Regions from separate parts of the Homo sapiens genome. Here region 1 is linked to region 2. The links are chromatin loops, found by intact Hi-C in ENCODE. Cell type or tissue: ovary. All regions are shown on one strand. Each heading gives the region's core, and the rest is flanking DNA. Links, peaks and the distances in the headings are about the cores only. Region 1 overlaps DENND2B (DENN domain containing 2B). Region 2 overlaps DENND2B (DENN domain containing 2B).

What was found. Peaks named below come from ENCODE experiments on the same cell type or tissue, not always from the same donor. Only the 100,000 strongest peaks of a DNase experiment are listed, where the experiment ranks them.
Region 1: it touches region 2 in a loop (3-fold over the local background); 22 of 110 quality-filtered maps call a loop at or near these places.

The regions. Positions count from the first base shown.
Region 1 is chr11:8,773,728-8,782,051 of GRCh38, forward strand. The region is part of intron 1 of DENND2B (DENN domain containing 2B); the gene reads right to left. The region is part of intron 1 of DENND2B-AS1 (DENND2B antisense RNA 1); the gene reads left to right. Among named protein-coding and RNA genes, the nearest start is that of DENND2B-AS1, 9.1 kb to the left of the region's middle. RefSeq lists an enhancer at 705-884. In ovary, for the core only: no CTCF peak of the experiment used is centred there; DNase peaks (open chromatin) are centred at 1,742 and 4,844; H3K27ac peaks cover 5,769 bases.
Region 2 is chr11:8,723,654-8,731,977 of GRCh38, forward strand. It overlaps DENND2B (DENN domain containing 2B), which reads right to left. Exons shown (of 20, transcript NM_213618.2): 3 at 6,297-7,556; 4 at 2,420-2,556. Among named protein-coding and RNA genes, the nearest start is that of DENND2B-AS1, 41 kb to the right of the region's middle. In ovary, for the core only: no CTCF peak of the experiment used is centred there; no DNase peak of the experiment used is centred there; H3K27ac peaks cover 3,736 bases.

The sequences.
Region 1 (8,324 bases), core at 65-8,064, 50 kb after region 2:
AAAAAATGTCCTCATTCCAAATCTGTTCCCCACCCCCAATGAATTCTCATAAAATGGACCAGAAAAGGAGGAAAAAAAAAATTAATGGCTTGCAGGGTCTATGGGAACTCTCTGTCTCTCTGTACTATCTTTGCAACTGTTCTGTAAATCTGAAACTATTCTAAAATGTAACATTTATAAAAAATAATGGCTTATCACAGTTTCCTCTGTAAGAAACAATGGGAAAAGGGTGATCTTTGGGTATGAAACTCTGCCTCTACCAGCTATGAAGCTTTGGATGTGTTGCCTACCCTCTGTAAGCTTCAGTTTTCTCATCTGTAAAATGGAGAGAACAGTTCCAACCACGAAGTGCTGTTGTACAGATTGAGTAAGATAGTGCATGCAAAGGACTTACCACTGCTAAAAGTGCTTTCTTTCTGGGCAGCAGCAGTTTCTCTGCTCAGTCAGCCTTCACGTTGGGTTCTTGACAACTGCAGCTGGAGACCCTACCTCCACCCTTCAGCCCTACCTGTCTTTATGACTAGCAGTCTCTTCCAGAAACGGCAGGACACTTTAATCCCAAAGCACAGTAATCACCTGAAAGGCTGAAGGCTGCCTTATAGCAAGTTCTGACTAGTGAAAGCACACCTTTGTTGACAGAAACATGTTCTCCTTCCTGCTTTCCCTTCCTCCATTAGAATCTAGTGTCACTGCCATTAGCTGAATGACTTTCCTAAGGGTTACAGGGATCCATCAGAAGGAAAGCCAGAAGCTGACAGAGTTGCGCTTCTGACAGAGAGGAAGTGTGCTCTCAAAATCGCCACAGAAGATTCTTCCCCTTCAGTAGCACCACTACCATCCACCATCTCATCACCACCACCCCAACTCCTGGCTGTGCCCTGCTCCCATCCTGGCCCCACATGAAGCTGGGCTGATAAACTACAAATCCACAAGTCAAGGGGCACAGCAAGTTCCCCAAAACCAAGACATATGTCTCAAGGCTGGGCAGGAAGTTGCCCCCAGGCCCTGAAGCCCAACCCCGGGGCCTCAGACACCTTGCCTCTTGTCTATAGGATGATGTTACTTGCTTCTCCCCTGGGGAGACTGAGATGAGTGGGCAGTCTAGGAACCCTATCTAGGTCTTCTTATTTTTTTCGTTTTTTTTTTTTAATTATTATTTTCACTTTTTTTTGAGACAGAGTCTCTCTCTGTTGCCTAGGCTGCAGTGCAATGGCGTGATCTTGGCTCACTGCAACTTCCACCTCCCAGGTTCATGAGATTCTCCCACCTCAGCCTCCTGAGTAGCCGGGATTACAGGGGCCCACCAACACACCTGGCTAATTTTTGTATTTTCAATAGAGACGGGGTTTCACCATGTTGGCCAGGGTGGTCTCGAACTCCTGACCTCAAGTGACCCGCCCGCCTTGACCTCCCAAAGGGCTGAGATTACAGACGTGGGCCACTGTGCCTGGCCCCCATCTGGGTCTTATAAGTGGATGGACTAGAGACCAAGGAAAGAATCAGGTGAAGAAAGGTATAGCTCTGATGTCGTGTTATCTCCTTGAAAATCACTCACAAGAATGTCAAATACTTAAAAAAACAAAAAACTCTCCCAAGACAAAAGAGAAGTCCAATCTCACCCTGAAAATTTACTGTCCAAATAAGGGAGCAGTCAGTGCTAGAACAGTCAGGCTGTTCCAACTCCAAAAAGCCCTGGGAGAGAGGCAGTTCCCGGGCTTCAGATTCCACTGACAGGTTGTAACCCCTCAAAGCCACTAATGGGCACATTCTAGTGGCTAATTCCTCTGACCTTCCAGATGGCTGGGGTGGGGACACACCCCAGCTGAGACCCAAGGACACTGGTTCCTGGCAGGGAGCATGCAAAATCTCAGCAGCTCCAACCAGGCCAGATTAACAGCCCCATGCTCAAGGACACGCTGCCGGAAGCAGGACCCAGGAGGAAGACGTCCTTGGAGCCATTTCTTCTTTAACCAAATAAGAGCCAAATATAGCCAAATATGAAGAAACAATGTCATCTTCTTTGAAATTTTTCTCCACTTTATCACCTCATACCTAGTTTACTGCAATGGTCTCTGGTTATACAGAGAGCACTTTATCCAGTGCCAGCCCATAGGAGGCACTAAATAAATGTTAAACAGTATTATTGTATGACAAGCTCCCCTTTATTCTTCTACCTCCAGTCCTCTCTGCTCATAAGTGACAGACTAAGCATCCTGGAATGTCAGTATCATCATGTCATTCTTCTGGGCTCCTTAACCGCCAATCACACCAGACTCAGGTTCCCTTAATTGGTTCCAACCAATCTCACTTTCCAATTCTTCCTTCCCTCTTCAGCCAGCCCTGGCCCTACCACCCTCCCCAGACCTGCCCACACAGAGATACACAGACTTGCACATGCACACAGACACGCACGTGCGCGCACGCGCGCGCGCGCACACACACACACACACACACACACACCTACCTCTCTCCAGGCAGGACACCTTCTGCTCCAAACATGTCCACGTGTCCATTTCTGCCCCATGTTTCTGGGCTCAAATCACTGGCAGCCTGGAGTGCTCTCCTTCTTCCTCTCTGCTTATCCAACTCCTAGTATGCTCCAAGGCCCAGGCCAAGGTCCCCTGAAGCTCAGGCTGAGAAGCCATTCAATCCACAAACAATGACCAAGCACCTGCCTTGTGCAAGACACTAGCCCAGTCACTGAGGACACAGGAAGGAAAACAACACAGTCCTACAGGCTCCTGACCGGTGGGAGGGGCTTCAACATGAACTGCTCTGCTCACCTGAACCATGCAGGCAGCAGAGTCAACCACCAGACATCGCAGGCAGCTTGCTGTGCCACTTGTAGGGGTAAGGTGAGGGCAGCACATGAAACCCAGCTAGATGGGGTCTTCTTACCTTTCAAGACTTCAACCTTTCAAAGAAGCCACCACGGCCTAGTGGCTTAGAATATATTCTATTATAAGAACCTTCATTCTCTGTGACCACCTTGGGTAGCACTGCCCCATCTTGCTTTAGAATTTTATCAGCTAGGCTGGGTCCAACCTCATTCAATAATAGCCATGGTCAACTACCTCTCCTTAGTGCCAGGCAAAAGCCTCACATCCCTGCCCTAAGCCAGGGAACAGAGAGAGAATGATCTCCTTAGGGGTTCCTAGGCCTGATGCTACTTGACTACAGAGATGATGGGGGTCACATGGGAGCCAACCCTTAGGCCTCTTTAGGGAAAAAGGGTAATCTGCAATTCTGACCATAGGAGTAACTCCACCCTTCCCTCTCTTATTTAAGAAAGCTTATGAGAGAGTGAATGGGCTTGCTATTATTATAGGTATAATCTTGCATACCTTCTAAATTATAAGAATAGGTAACCCATTTAAGATTACTTTGGTCCTTTAACTCCTGTAGTAACAAATGCCACGTGATACATGCCTCACATCTAGTCCTAAGCTGCTAGTGAGTTACAGTGCCTGGAGAGAAGCAGCTGCTATGAGCTTCCAGTGTGCCACCCCCACCCAGGCACCCCACCTTGGATAGCCAAGAGGGCTACCTCGGTAAAAAAGAGATCCTAAGACAGACTTGTAAGCTCAACCCAGAGGGTAATCCTAATTCATTTCCCCCTGCCCAGGGGAGACAAATGTTGCTATATCAATGACTGGGGAAAAGGCCCACATATTTTTCATGTCTCACCCTCAGACTGGAGTGGCGTCTCACTGCTTCTAGAAGATTGGAACTATTACTGACTTGGTATTCATATGGACCAAAGGTACCTCCTGTTGGACATTCCTTAGGCCTGTCACATATGGTCCAAGAAAGCAGTAAGATGGAAAAGAGAGACCAGCTAAGAGCTACTCCAAATGCCCACACCATCAGATGATCATCCCAAGTGTCAGAGATATCTGTGAATCAAGTGCTCAAAGCTACACACATTGGGAGTGCTCTAAAATTCCTATCAATACAGTTATTCTTTTTCCCAGAACCAGAAGAGGCTCTCTTGATGTAATCTTAGATACCAGGGAATATAATGTTCAACCCAGGGAAAAAAAAGAGAGAACACCTAACCCATCCCTACTTATATTTCCAGCAGTGGAGACTCACAGTCTTCCTCATCATCCATCCTCCCTGTAATCTACCTGAACCTCAAGTCTCTGAATAAGCTTATCTCACATGTGACTTAGCTGTTGCTTTTTATAGCATGAACTATTCAGCCTCCTACTAAGACCATCTTTTCCAGAGAGGCTGAATGGGTCTCAGTCTCTACTAAGGAAGCTCACATCCTTCAGGAGCTTACCCAAAACAACAGTCACATATTTAGGCATGCTGGCTTGTACAGCTCAGGTCAGCCAGAAAGGCCACAGCAGCTGCTGACCATTATACCACATGTGAGCACTAACGGGGATCAATGAGTCAAGCCTTGAAAGGGCAGAACAGAAGGAAAGAAGTTACCATTGGCCCTTGGATCACCAGCAACTAGCTCGAAAGAGTCTGCCTAATGAGGACTGCATCCAGCCATAACGAGCACCTAGTCTTTGAAGCCTGTGGCATCCAGACAGTATCACTTCCTACTTGACTGCTTTCAGGGGGCCTTCCACACAGCCACCCCTTACACTACACCCATCTCCAAGGCTGAAGAGAAGACCTAGTGCACACTATCTTGAGAGGCTTAGCCACACATTTCAGTCCCCGTCCACATCCACCCTCCCCCTGCCCCTGACAGCTCAAATATTCAGTCTCCACATGTGTCTATGTGCCTGTGTGTCTGTGTTTTATTTATACTACCCATGTCTGTTGTTAGCAACAGAAACAAAGTACTTTAAGGCAGAAAAGGCAAGTCTGCCAATTGGCTTGCTGCTCCCCGCCTGCTTCCAGCTCAGGGAAGGGCTGGTAAATGATCCCTCCAGCTCCAATCTACCATGTGTGCCTACAGCTCCCACGTACCCGGGGGCTGGGAGGCATGGTGCCAGTTTGGCCCACATTAGTCACTGCTGCATGGGGTGCCGGCCATCACCTCTCTCTCTTCTTCCCTGGAGGGCACACCCTGAACACCTGATTCTGTCACCTGCCTAAATGCTGATTACTGTCGAAAGGCAGAGCTTCAGAAGCCAGAATTCAAGAAACCCATGGTAAAGATGAAAGGGCAGTTCCTCCCCAGACTCAAGACTCTGGAGAACTAGCCCAGGCTAAGTTCTACTTTCACGTCTTTCCATTCCCACTTCAGTTTTTCTGCTACTGATAATCTTCCAAGTTCCAATAGCAGGCTCCCTAATAACATTGACAGTAATTATTGATCACCACTTTGTTTTAGCTGAGAGAACAAAACATGAGATGTGATTCTTACATGTGGGGAGCTCACAGACGAATGTAGGGCACTGAGACACAACAGCAAACGATGCAAGTGTGGGACACAAACTAGAAAGACAGGACAATGGAGTGGTGGAGGGGACAGAGCAGCTCTGGACGGGGCTTCTGTGGGAGAGGAAATGTGAGCCAGACTGTAAAGGACAAACAGTAGCTGGACAGAATGAGACAGAAGACTGTTTGAGATGAAGAATGAGACTATGACTCAAGGTCCCAAGGCAGAGAGAGTGGCAAATATCACACCCATAGCGTTTTTCTCACATTCAACTGAGGCTCAGCCCTAGCAGGTATGGAGGAAGGAAAGTGGTGTGACTTGGTAAAAACAGAACCCTCCCCTCTGGGTTACCATGCTCTCCAGCCTCTCTGCACCTACCTCTGCCAAAAGCATGCTCGGGGTTTCCTTTTTCTTTCTTTTCTTTCTTTCTTTCTTTCTTTTTTTTTTTTTTTGAGACGAAGTTTCATTCTTGTTGCCCAGGCTGCAGTACAATGGTGGAATCTCGGCTCACCACAACCTCTTACCTCCCGGGTTCAAGTGATTTTCTTGCCTCAGCCTCCTGAGTAGCTGGGATTATAAGCATGCACCACCACACCGGCTAATATTTTGTATTTTCAGTAGAGACAGGGTTTCTCCATGTTGGTCAGGCTGGTCTCGAACTCCTGACCTCAGGTGATCCGCCCCGCCTCAGCCTCCCGAAGTGCTCGGATTACAGGCGTGAGCCACCACGCCCGGCCAAGGTTTCCATTTTCTGTGCTACTCCAAAATCCTCTCCCTTGCATGTCATGGAATGCAGCCAGCCTAACTTCCTAAACTCAAAAACATCCCATTGAAATTCCTGGTACTCAAGGCTCCTGCTCCCACGGTAGGACAAGCTTCAGGCTCCCCCAGGTGCAGTGTGGGCCAGGAGCTTGAACTATTCCTGTGTTGGCCTGGGTCAAGCTGTGAGTCTGATTCTTTTCTCGCTAGAGCAGGAGAAGGGGGGCAGTATGAAATTGTAACTATGGTTCCTGGAAGCCAGGACAACCATCTTTCCTCCTTCCATTCATACTTACAGTCATGCATCCATTCAGCTAATATACACCAAACACCAACCATGCATAAGCCAATATGTTTAGTGCTGTTTGGACACCAAATGCATCAGGTATGGGTCCATCCTCAAGGAGCTTCCACTCTGTAGGGTGAATACAATAGACATATAAATCTCATAAATACCAGGAAGACTATTTTAAGTGCCATTAGAAAGATGAAATTAAGTGCCACTAGAGAGATGCCATTAGAGAGATACAATGTTGAAGCTTAGGTAGAAGGAGATTACTTCCAAATAAAGGATCAAGAACACTTTACAGAGAGGGTGACCCTTGTGCTAGGCCTGGAAGATCAAATGGCAAAAGAATACAGGGGTATTCCTACACAGATAGAACTACATGCACAAGGGCTTGGAAGCAGGAAAGCAGAAGACGTATGAAGGACAACAAAGTGTTTGTCAGTCTGATGGGAGTTTAATTGAAAGTAGACCAGGGAGAAAGAGAGTTGGAAAGACAGAGACATGTCGGCTCTTAGAGGCCTCTGAGAGCCAAATCAGGGATCTTAGTTTTTCTCTGGGGAATCACAGAAGTTTTCTGAGAAAAGAATGATGGGTCAGAGATTATGCTTCTGAAAGATGAAGCAATACTCAGAGGTCTAGGGGCTACGGCAGAAAAATCTGTTCAAGTGGTCCACGAGGGCTAATGATCACAGGAGGGACAAGGGAGAGAGAGAACTGAGGTAAGCAGCAAGTGCAGGATGAGAATTTCTACCTTTGAAGCTCAGGCTGAACAGAAAAATCAGTAGGCAGTGGCCAGGGTGGCTAAGAGGCTACACAGGCAGAGAAGAGCTGGAGAGCCAGCTCTTGGGAGGGGACAGCGAAGGAGTGGGAGGTGGAAACAGACAGGAGACCAGGGAAGGGAAGGGAATCTCCGAGTTCAGCATCCTAAAAGTGAAACTGCTCCAAGTGATAAAGCCAAAGGTACCCGAAGAGGAATAAAGACGAAGTCCTTAGAGTTGGAAGGATGGAGGGACTGTGAGGCCGGAGCATTGATGGATTCTCAGTATGAATCCTCAAATCCTAATTATGCCAAAAAGAGGACATATGAAGAAGGTTGTTAACAGTTAGCCTGAAGTCAATAGGCAGGTAAGGGCACCAAGAGTGAGCAGAGGAGGGACTAACTTCTCATGGGAAAGGTTGCCAGCCCGGGCTTGGAAGCAACGTGGGGAGTTCAGAGCGAGAGTTGGGAGGAGGTGAGGTGGCTTCATTGGAGAGGGTCACAAGGAAAGTAAGATCTTCAGGGAAAAGCCAGCTTTTGGCTATAACAAAGAGGTAGGAATGTTCTAGGAAAAGCCACCAAAGAAGGGGCAATACCACTTTTTGTCTATTACACTGGGCAAGATGATAAAACTATTCCCAGAGTCAGGCAGGGTGTGGCAAGCTGGGCACTCTCATATACTGTTGGATGTTCTGTAAACCAGTATAATTTTTCTGGAAAACAATTTAGGAATACACACACACACACACACACACACACATAACCTCACAAGGATAACCTATACAAAGTTAAAAGATAAGCCACAGACAGGAAGAAAATAATTACAGAGCACATAACTGACAAGTGATTAAAAATCAGAACATATTAAGAACTTCTAAAGGAAAAAGACGAAAACCCAACTGAAAAATAAGTAAAAGATATGAACAGAGAATTCAAAGAAAATAAAATATTGCTCAATCTCTTTGATAAATTGGGAAAATGCAAATTAAAGTGATGAGATATTATATCATACTTAGACTGGAAAATACTGAGAAGCATGGGATCTCCAAGTGTTAGCAAAAATAAGGGGAAATGAACACTTATATACATTGGTGGTAAACACATAACAACTACTATAGAGAACAATCTGGAATTACCTAGTAAAGCTAAAGAATCATACTCCCCACCAC
Region 2 (8,324 bases), core at 159-8,158:
GCATCTTCCTTAACTGCCCACCTGGCTTCTGGATCTTTTGTTCTGATGCCCCTAGCTCTTGACCTCTGCTCTGGGTGGCCTATAGGTACAAAGCTGTCTTTTCCCCAGTGGTAAGGGAAAGGGCCTCCCTCCCCAAACTCTTTTGCGGTTCTAGGGACCTCATTCCCACAGTCTTCCTGCTGTGACCCAGTTTTGCATGGCTACATACTATACGCTCTGTTCCTGGGAAAGCAGTGTCCCTGCACATCCCAGCATGGCTGCTGTCTCCCCAGAAACAATGGCCCAGCAAGTGGTAAGGAAACGGCTGTGAAACCAATGGCTCAGATCAAATGAGGGAACAGATGGCCCTCTCTTCATAAGATTCCAGGCTTCTGGCTCACGCCTATAATCCCAGAACTTTGGGAGACCGAGGCAGGCGGATCATGAAGCCAGGAGATCGAGACCATCCTGGCTAACACGGTGAAACCCTGTCTCTACTAAAAATACAAAAAAATTAGCCAGGTGTGGTGGCGGGCACCTGTAGTCCCAGCTGCTGGGAAGGCTGAGGCAGAAGAATGGCATGAACCCGGGATGCGGAGCTTGCAGTGAGCCGAGATCGCACCACTGCACTCCAGCCTGGGTGACAGAGCGAGACTCCGTCTCAAAAAAAAAAAAAAGATTCCAGGCTTCTGATAATCTGGAGGTTTCCCTCTACCCTGGGCCACTTCTCTCTCTCATGTATTAACTAACACCACATTCTTCAGATTCAAGGCCCAAGACAGAGGCAAGACAGGGACATAGAGAGGGAGCCAGCAAGCAGGCAGCACACAGCCTCTCTCCTCCTCACTGACCTACACTGACACGCACACTTCACTTGGGCAGAATCAAAGCCCCTTACTGATGAGGATGCTAATAGAATTGAAATGAACGCCAAAAAACAAAACAAATGCAACCCAGGCTAGAGCATTCTATCTTTCATCTGATCTGTGAACACAAGTTTGCCAATACCATGTCTTCCCACCTGTTGGAAGACAAATCCCAATGGAGTCTCGCATTTCTGCCCTTCTTCTGAACAAGAGGAACTGACAGTTCCAGACTGTATTTTAAAGGGTATTTATACAGCAAACAGCCTTGGAAGACAGAGATAGTGTCTCCCTTCAGGGCAGAGGCAGATTTGTTTCCTGACCAGAGTGATAAAGATAATGTCTCCTCCAAGGACAAAGGTTAGGCAGGTTTGCCAGCAGTCTCTGAAAAGACTGGGGTTTCCTACGCTTGGGCTCCCCAGCTGGGACATGGACCTGCAGTGTGTGCAGCTTCCACCTGGGCCTTCTCCACACCGCCCCATGGGACTTAGGCACAAGGGGAAACCCGTGTGAACACGAAGCTCATGCTGCCTACTGTGCCATAAGTAATAAAGTCCTTTGCGACCCAGGGGTCTCGTGTCTTCTGCCAGCACCATGAAACTGGGGCAATGAAATGTGTTAGCTTGTACAATAGACTGAATGTTTCTGTCCCCCAAAATTCCTATGTGGAAACACAGGTGAGGCCTCTGGGAGGTGATTAGGTCATGAGTGCAGGGCCTTCACCAATTAGGGCCCTTTTAAAAGAGACCCCAGAGAACTCCCTCCGCCCCTTCCACCATGTAAGAACACAGAAAGAAGATGGCCATCTCTGACCAGGTAGCAGGCCTGCACCAGACACTCAATCTTATTTAATTCTAACAATAACCTTATGAAATATTACTTTTTTTTTTTTTTTTGAGACGGAGTTTCACTCATGTTGCCCAGGCAGGAGTGCAATGGCACGATCTCAGCTCACTGCAACCTCTGCCTCCCGGGTTCAAGCAATTCTCCTGCCTCAGCCTCCCTAGTAGCTGGGATTACAGGTGCCTGCCACCATGCTCAGCTAATTTTTTGTATTTTTAGTAGAGATGGAGGCTGGTCTCGAACTCCTGACCTTAGGTGATCCACCAGCCTCGGCCTCCCAAAGTGCTGGAATTACAGGCACGAGCCACCATGCCCGGCTCGAAATATTATTACTATTATTGTTGTTGTTAATATAGTCACATCATCATGTTATAAGAGAAAAACAGAGTCTTCACAAAAGTTAAGTGATTTGCCTTAAGGGCACACAGCTAAGGAAGAGGGCCTGTTGGACTTCAAAGCCTTCCAAAAATAAAGGAAAGGAATGATGTTGTTTTCTCCTTCTCGTGTCCCCAAAGGTCCTTTGGATTTCAGTTCATTCAAGAGCCAGGCTTTTAATCACAAAGCCACTCTGTCTAAGCTAAGGTGCTTCCCCTGATGTCCCATTCCAGGAGGAGTTCCAGAAGGTGGGACCATGCCTGCCCACAGTGAAGGAGGTCAATCTAGGTGTCTCCTCCTGTTCCTGTTCTTCTGCAGCCCCCTGAGATGACCCAGGTGCCACCTCTGCCATTGCTTACCCACAATATCTTCATAGGCATTTTCTTCTAAAGTGCTTTTGGATCCAAACTTGGGTTGGTTCTCAGTACCATTCTCAGTGGGAGAAGAGGGGTACAGGGACTGGAGACTGGATGCATCCTCAAACTCAAAGGATTTTCTGTGGATAACAAGAGCAAGAGTCATTCCTGCTGAATCAGATCTCTGCTGCCTTGCTGGGGAATGTCCATGGCAACAGCAAAGACCATAGGCCCTCCTTACAAAGGCAGCTTCTGAAAGAGCATCAAGGTGGGTCCAAACTTACCATCCAAATGAAGAGACAGATGGTCTGAAAGGCCCCAGCCTGGGTGCCTGCAATGTGCCTTATCCTGAATAATACCGCTATTAGATAACAACTACCCCAGCTTAAAAGCATGCTGTTCCAGGTGCTGCGTCAAATCCACCTTTACATGTGTTATCTCATTAATCTTCACAACAGTGCCACCAGTATTGGGACATCTTGTGAAAGAGGAGATGGAAGTGACAGAGGCATGATTCTCCCAGGCGACGTCTCACTCCAGGGCCTGAGCTCTTAACTATAATTTTGGCCTTGAGCCCTAGAGAATATCCTCCTTGAGAAGTGTCTGTGATTCCACTGGAATTGAGTGCCTGGTCTGCCTCTGGAGTCTCACATCCTCATCTGCATCCTAGCTGGGGACTCCTGCCACTGCACTAAGCAGGTAGGAAGGCTCAACACTGGGAGGGTCCCACTCAGGGCTGTCAGGGGGTTGGAAAAGCAGTTGTTGCTGGGTGGTTTGTTGAAGCAGGAAGGGCTGAGCCCTTAAAACAAATAAGACCACTGCCAAGGTGGAGCTGGGAGGACAATTTGCAGCCAGAAGCTGCTTCCAAGACCAGGCTTCCCTTCAGCTAGCTTGCTCCTTTCCATCCTTTGGACAACCTTCCTCTCTACTGTATAATTTCAAGACCACAGCTTGTTGTCTCCTAAGACACCCTGAGCCTACAGCACTCTCTGCCCCTCTCCTTCATGAGAGAGGTACGTCCCTCATCTGAGACCCCAACTGTACCCTCTCCCTCTCCAAGGCAAGTCCCCGCAGGCTCCTGGGGAGGGAAAGAAGGAAAGGCACTGACTGGATCCCTCCTCCCACCCATGAACACCTCCCTCTTCTTTGGGGCACCATCAGACCTTTCAGCCAATAAAGCCCTTTTTCTCTTGTTTACTAACAGCTTCTCCTGAGAGTCCTAGGGTGTAGGTAAAGGGCTAAAAGTGTCCTGAAGGCTACAGCTTGTTCTTAGCTTGCCTGCCCCTGCCCCGCCCCAAGCACTCAACACAACCGAACACTCTTTATATTGACATCTCCTCCGTGTGCCTCTGTGACACATTCCCTCCTGGCTTTCAACTAACTCTCTGGCCACTACTTTTCAGACTCTTGTGAGGGGTTCTCCTTTTCCATTTGCCTTTTAAGTGTCCGGGTCTCTCAGAGTTCTGTCTTAAAAACTCTTTCTCACTCTGCACTTTCTAGGGACCAAATATCCATGGGCCATTGCCATATCTACCATCTCTATCTTGATGACTCCCAGATTTCTGTCTTTGGCCCAGAGATTCTCAACTAGTTAAACATCCAATGGCTGAGCACAGTGGTTCGCAAATGTTGGCCCAGGACCAGAGTTAGTGTGAGAGCAAGTTTTCTTTGGCATATACAGTAGACTCAGCATCGTATGCAGGTAGCCCTCAAGTCAGTAAATAAGACACAAATCATGTTCAGTCAAATTATCCTTGAAAATCCCCCAGGAAGGTGTCACACTGAGGACCAACATGCTGTCTCTCATTAAAACTAATAGTTTCTCCCCAGGTTTTTTTTTTTTTTTTTGGCTGAATGCCAGAAGAAACATTTGGCTTGGCTTGCATTTTACACAAACACACACACACACACACACACACACACACACACACACACACACGCAAATTTTTTTGAGAGACAAGGTCTTGTGCTGTTGCCCAGGCTAGAGTGCAGTGGTGTGATCATACTCGCTGTACCCTCAACCTCCTGGGCTCAAGCTATCCTCCCTCCTCAGCCTCCCAAGTAGCTGAGACTGCAGGCACATGCCAACACTCCAGCTAATTTTTTAAATTTTTTGTAGAGATGAGGTCTCATTATGTTGCCCAGGCTGTCTCGAACTCCTGGTCTTAAATGATCCTCCCACTTTAGCCTCCCAAAGTGCTGGAATTACAGGTGTAAGCCACCTCACCTGGACTGCATTTTTTTTAAAATAAAAAAGTATATTAAATATAAGAATCACACTTGGTATAACAGACACAAACTTACCATCTCTACTCCTCATGGAACATGTTCACTGTGTGAAATGGCATACAGAACAGACTGCACTTCTGGAACTGTTTCTCTTTTTCCAAGAGCACAGATTTAAGTTTGCTAAGTTAATTCTTACATGAAGGGACTCCTCCATATATGGTATACGTGTGTATATATTATATATAAATGCAGTGTGGGGTGGAATATGTGTAAAACCTTCAGGCTGATGAACTCTCCCCCCCACTCCCTTTGGTCACCTAGCCAACTGCTTTTGGCTCTTCTAAATTTAGCTCAGCAACTCCCTCTATGAGGAGCCTCCCTTCTCTCCCCCATCTAACTCAGATGCCCCTTCTCTGGGTCTCTGCGGCCTCCTGCACTGCCATGAGTCATGGCACGTATGACATTATCTATGATTTATCTGTGCACCAGACCACGAAGTCCTTGAATGGAAGAACCATGTCCTATTTGCCTCTGCATCCTCTTGACCAGCACAATCTTGGTGCACAGCAGGCTCTAGAAGAATGTTTATAGAAATGGATGAACAAGGACAAAGCAAACACTCTTGGCAGGCCGTTTAAGAATTAAAGAGCCAGTGAGCATTCTGGGGTGGACTCAAACACGGGATTACCCTTAGCCACGGGCTGTTCCGGCTCGGGGGTCTGAATCTTTGAAATTTCTTCCTTTCTGCACATGGCAGGAAAGTTTATATATGAGATGGGATATGTTAGATGAAGCCTGAAGTGTGGGGACAAACTAAAGAATCCCCAGAAGTGAAACAAACCTGAATACCCATCAGTCGTGGGGTTAGATGAGAATGGCAGTAAGGTGTAGGAGGATAAGTATTCCCAAGGAAGCTCACTCCCAGCCTACCCTGATTCAGAGAACAAGACGCCTGCCAGCTTTCACCAATTCCAATAGCTCCAGCTCCAAGTTACCGGGGAGACAGCCCTTGGTAATCTGGGGTTAGAAATCCTGAGACTGACCAGGAAACCAACGTGAGCCTCGGAACAGGCTCATTCCTGTTTTACTCCTTTTTTCATCAATCTTCCCAATAATCCCCTCTTGATATAGGCCCAGGGTTCGTATATGGCCAGGAGGCCTTCAGGAGAGAAGGAATTGTGTTAAATTTGCCGACACTACCATGTTAATGATAAAATGCAGTATTCAGATAATGCTTCATTCAAAGAAATTAATTTCTAATGCTGGTACTTCAGGTGGTAGGGAGGCTAAGATCCTACTACTCCGCAAAGGACTGCCTGCTTTACCTACTCCCAACAGAAGACTGAGGAAGCTACAACAGGGGCAGGACACAGCCCAGCTCTACCCCAAAGGCCAAACCCAGCCAATACCTTCAGTGACCAGCACTCAGGTCCCAAGTATCCTGTAAGCATTCCCACTCATGTCCAAGTATCTTGTAAGAGCAGAACAATCTCATTTTTCACTACCACAACTACCACCTAACAATTATTCAGCACTTCAGAGCTTACGAAGCACTAATGACTGCGACCCATCCTACAATCTGTGTTTGCACTGTCCATTTAAAAGAAAGCCACGGTATTCAGCTACAACACACCGGAGGGGCATGCATTACCTGCTCTGGGACTTGCGGTGACCACGCATGTCCTTCTTGGGTCTCCGGGTGACTGGCGGGGCTGGGGTGGAGGGCAAGGGAGGTGGAGCAGCAGGTGTGGGTGAAGGAGGTAGACCATTACTGGGCTTACTCTTGGGGTTCTTGTCAGCCTCGTATTCAAAGGTGCGCTTGGGTTTGGGGACAGGGTTCACAGCGGGATCGAGGGAACTCTTCGATGGCAGCCGCTGGGAGCTAGGGCTATTTCCAGGGGTCCCGGGCTTAGTGGAACCACTGCCTTCCCTCTCTGGGGGTGGGCCCGCCTCCCCCGCAACACCAGCCACTCCGACTGCCCGGCTGCCAGCGCTCACACTCGCGCCCCCTGCCGGCTCCTCCAAGGAGCCCAAGGTTCCAGTCTTCCTTTTCCCCCGGTCCACGCTGTAGCAGCTGCTGGGGAGCTGGGGGAGCCCCCGGCCCGGCTGCTCCTTCAGGACCTGTTCAATTTTCTGGATCCGGCTCAGCACTGCTGAGCTCTCCTTCCTGCTGCCATGCCCCCTGAGGAAGGCGCTGGGCTCACTCCGGCCCAGCCGTTTCTCCAGCCGGTAGAAAGAGTCCCGGACAGGGAGCGCCTCTCCCTCCTCCTCAGTCTCTGGGTAGGAACACTCGGAGAAGGTCCTGCTCATCCTCCGGAGGCCCTTGAAATCAAAGGTCTTTTCAGAGCTGCAGGGGGACGGCACCACGCTGGGACAGCCCAGGCTGGGGCAGCCCTCACTGGCCGCCCACTCGCTCCCAGAGCCCTCCCGCTTCTCTCCACACATGCTCATCCTGGGCGACGCCTCTCGGCGACCTTCCCATGCTGATATCTTCTCCCGGATGCCCAGGCTGTGGGCGCGGGTACCGGTACGGGTCAGCAAGACGCCCCGGGGGCCAGCTGCTGGCCCCGGGAATGGCGTGCTCTGGGCAAGGGGGAGGCAGGCAGCGACCCCTGCTACATCCTGGGCTGCGCCTTGGACACTTTCCTTTTGGGCGTCTCTCTTGCACGCCGAAGGGCTTCTGTCCAAATAACCGAAGCTGGCGGTCTTGAAGGGACAGGTGGGTGGGGAAGTATCTGGGGAGGGATCTTGAGGATTCTGGGGTGAAGGAGCTGGGGGGTGCCGGTCCTTGAGGAGCACCCGGGAGCTGGAGTGGCTGGGGTACCTGCAGGCTGAGGTTTCACTATCACTGAGCGGGTAGATGGGACTCCTTGGTGGGGAGAGAACTGGAGGTGGAGAGACTGACTGAGACCTGGGGGCAAAACAAAACAAAGGAAAAGAAAAGAAAATGGCAGTGAGTGGCTGACCAACCAGTGGCATCCTGTTTTATTCTTACAGAACTCAGCATCTTTTTCCTGGAGGACTCTCAAAGAGTATTCTATTCAAGTAATATACCTTGAAGGCTGTCTTCAAGGAGAGCAATAGCTCCTTAATCACAGCAGGCCAAACTCAACAGGCCTCTCTGCCCAAACCATCCCCAGGCACCCTGAGTAATGTCTGAAACAGACACCTGTTCTGTGCCAAGCGAGAGCATCCCAAGAGTCTAACATCTGCCAGTAAGAGGACAGAAAGCCCAGTGGTGTGCTGCCACATGCTTAACAACCAGTTCTCAGAAGGTGTGGTGGCTCATGCCTGTAATCCCAGCACTTAGAGAGGCAGAGGCAAGAGGATCGCTTGAGCCCAGCAGTTCAAGACCAGCCTGGGCAACATAGTGAGACTCTGTGTATGGTAAAAAGAGGGAAAAAGGGACCAAAAACCCCAAAACCAAACAAGTCTGAACAACCGGCTCTCTAGGGGCAACAGCAGATTGGTAGCACTTGCCAACTTTGGTAGTATAAATATTCCAACTATGGCTGAGCTACCAATGTGACGTCACTGGCTGTGGAGTTGAGAAGAGATGCCACTAATCAGCTCTTGTGAACTGGTGCAAGGTGGTTCTTGAACACTACTCCCTGAAGTGGCCCCCAAATACACTCAGACCCTTTGATCTTTCCCTTTAACAAGCCTCTGTCTCCCCTGG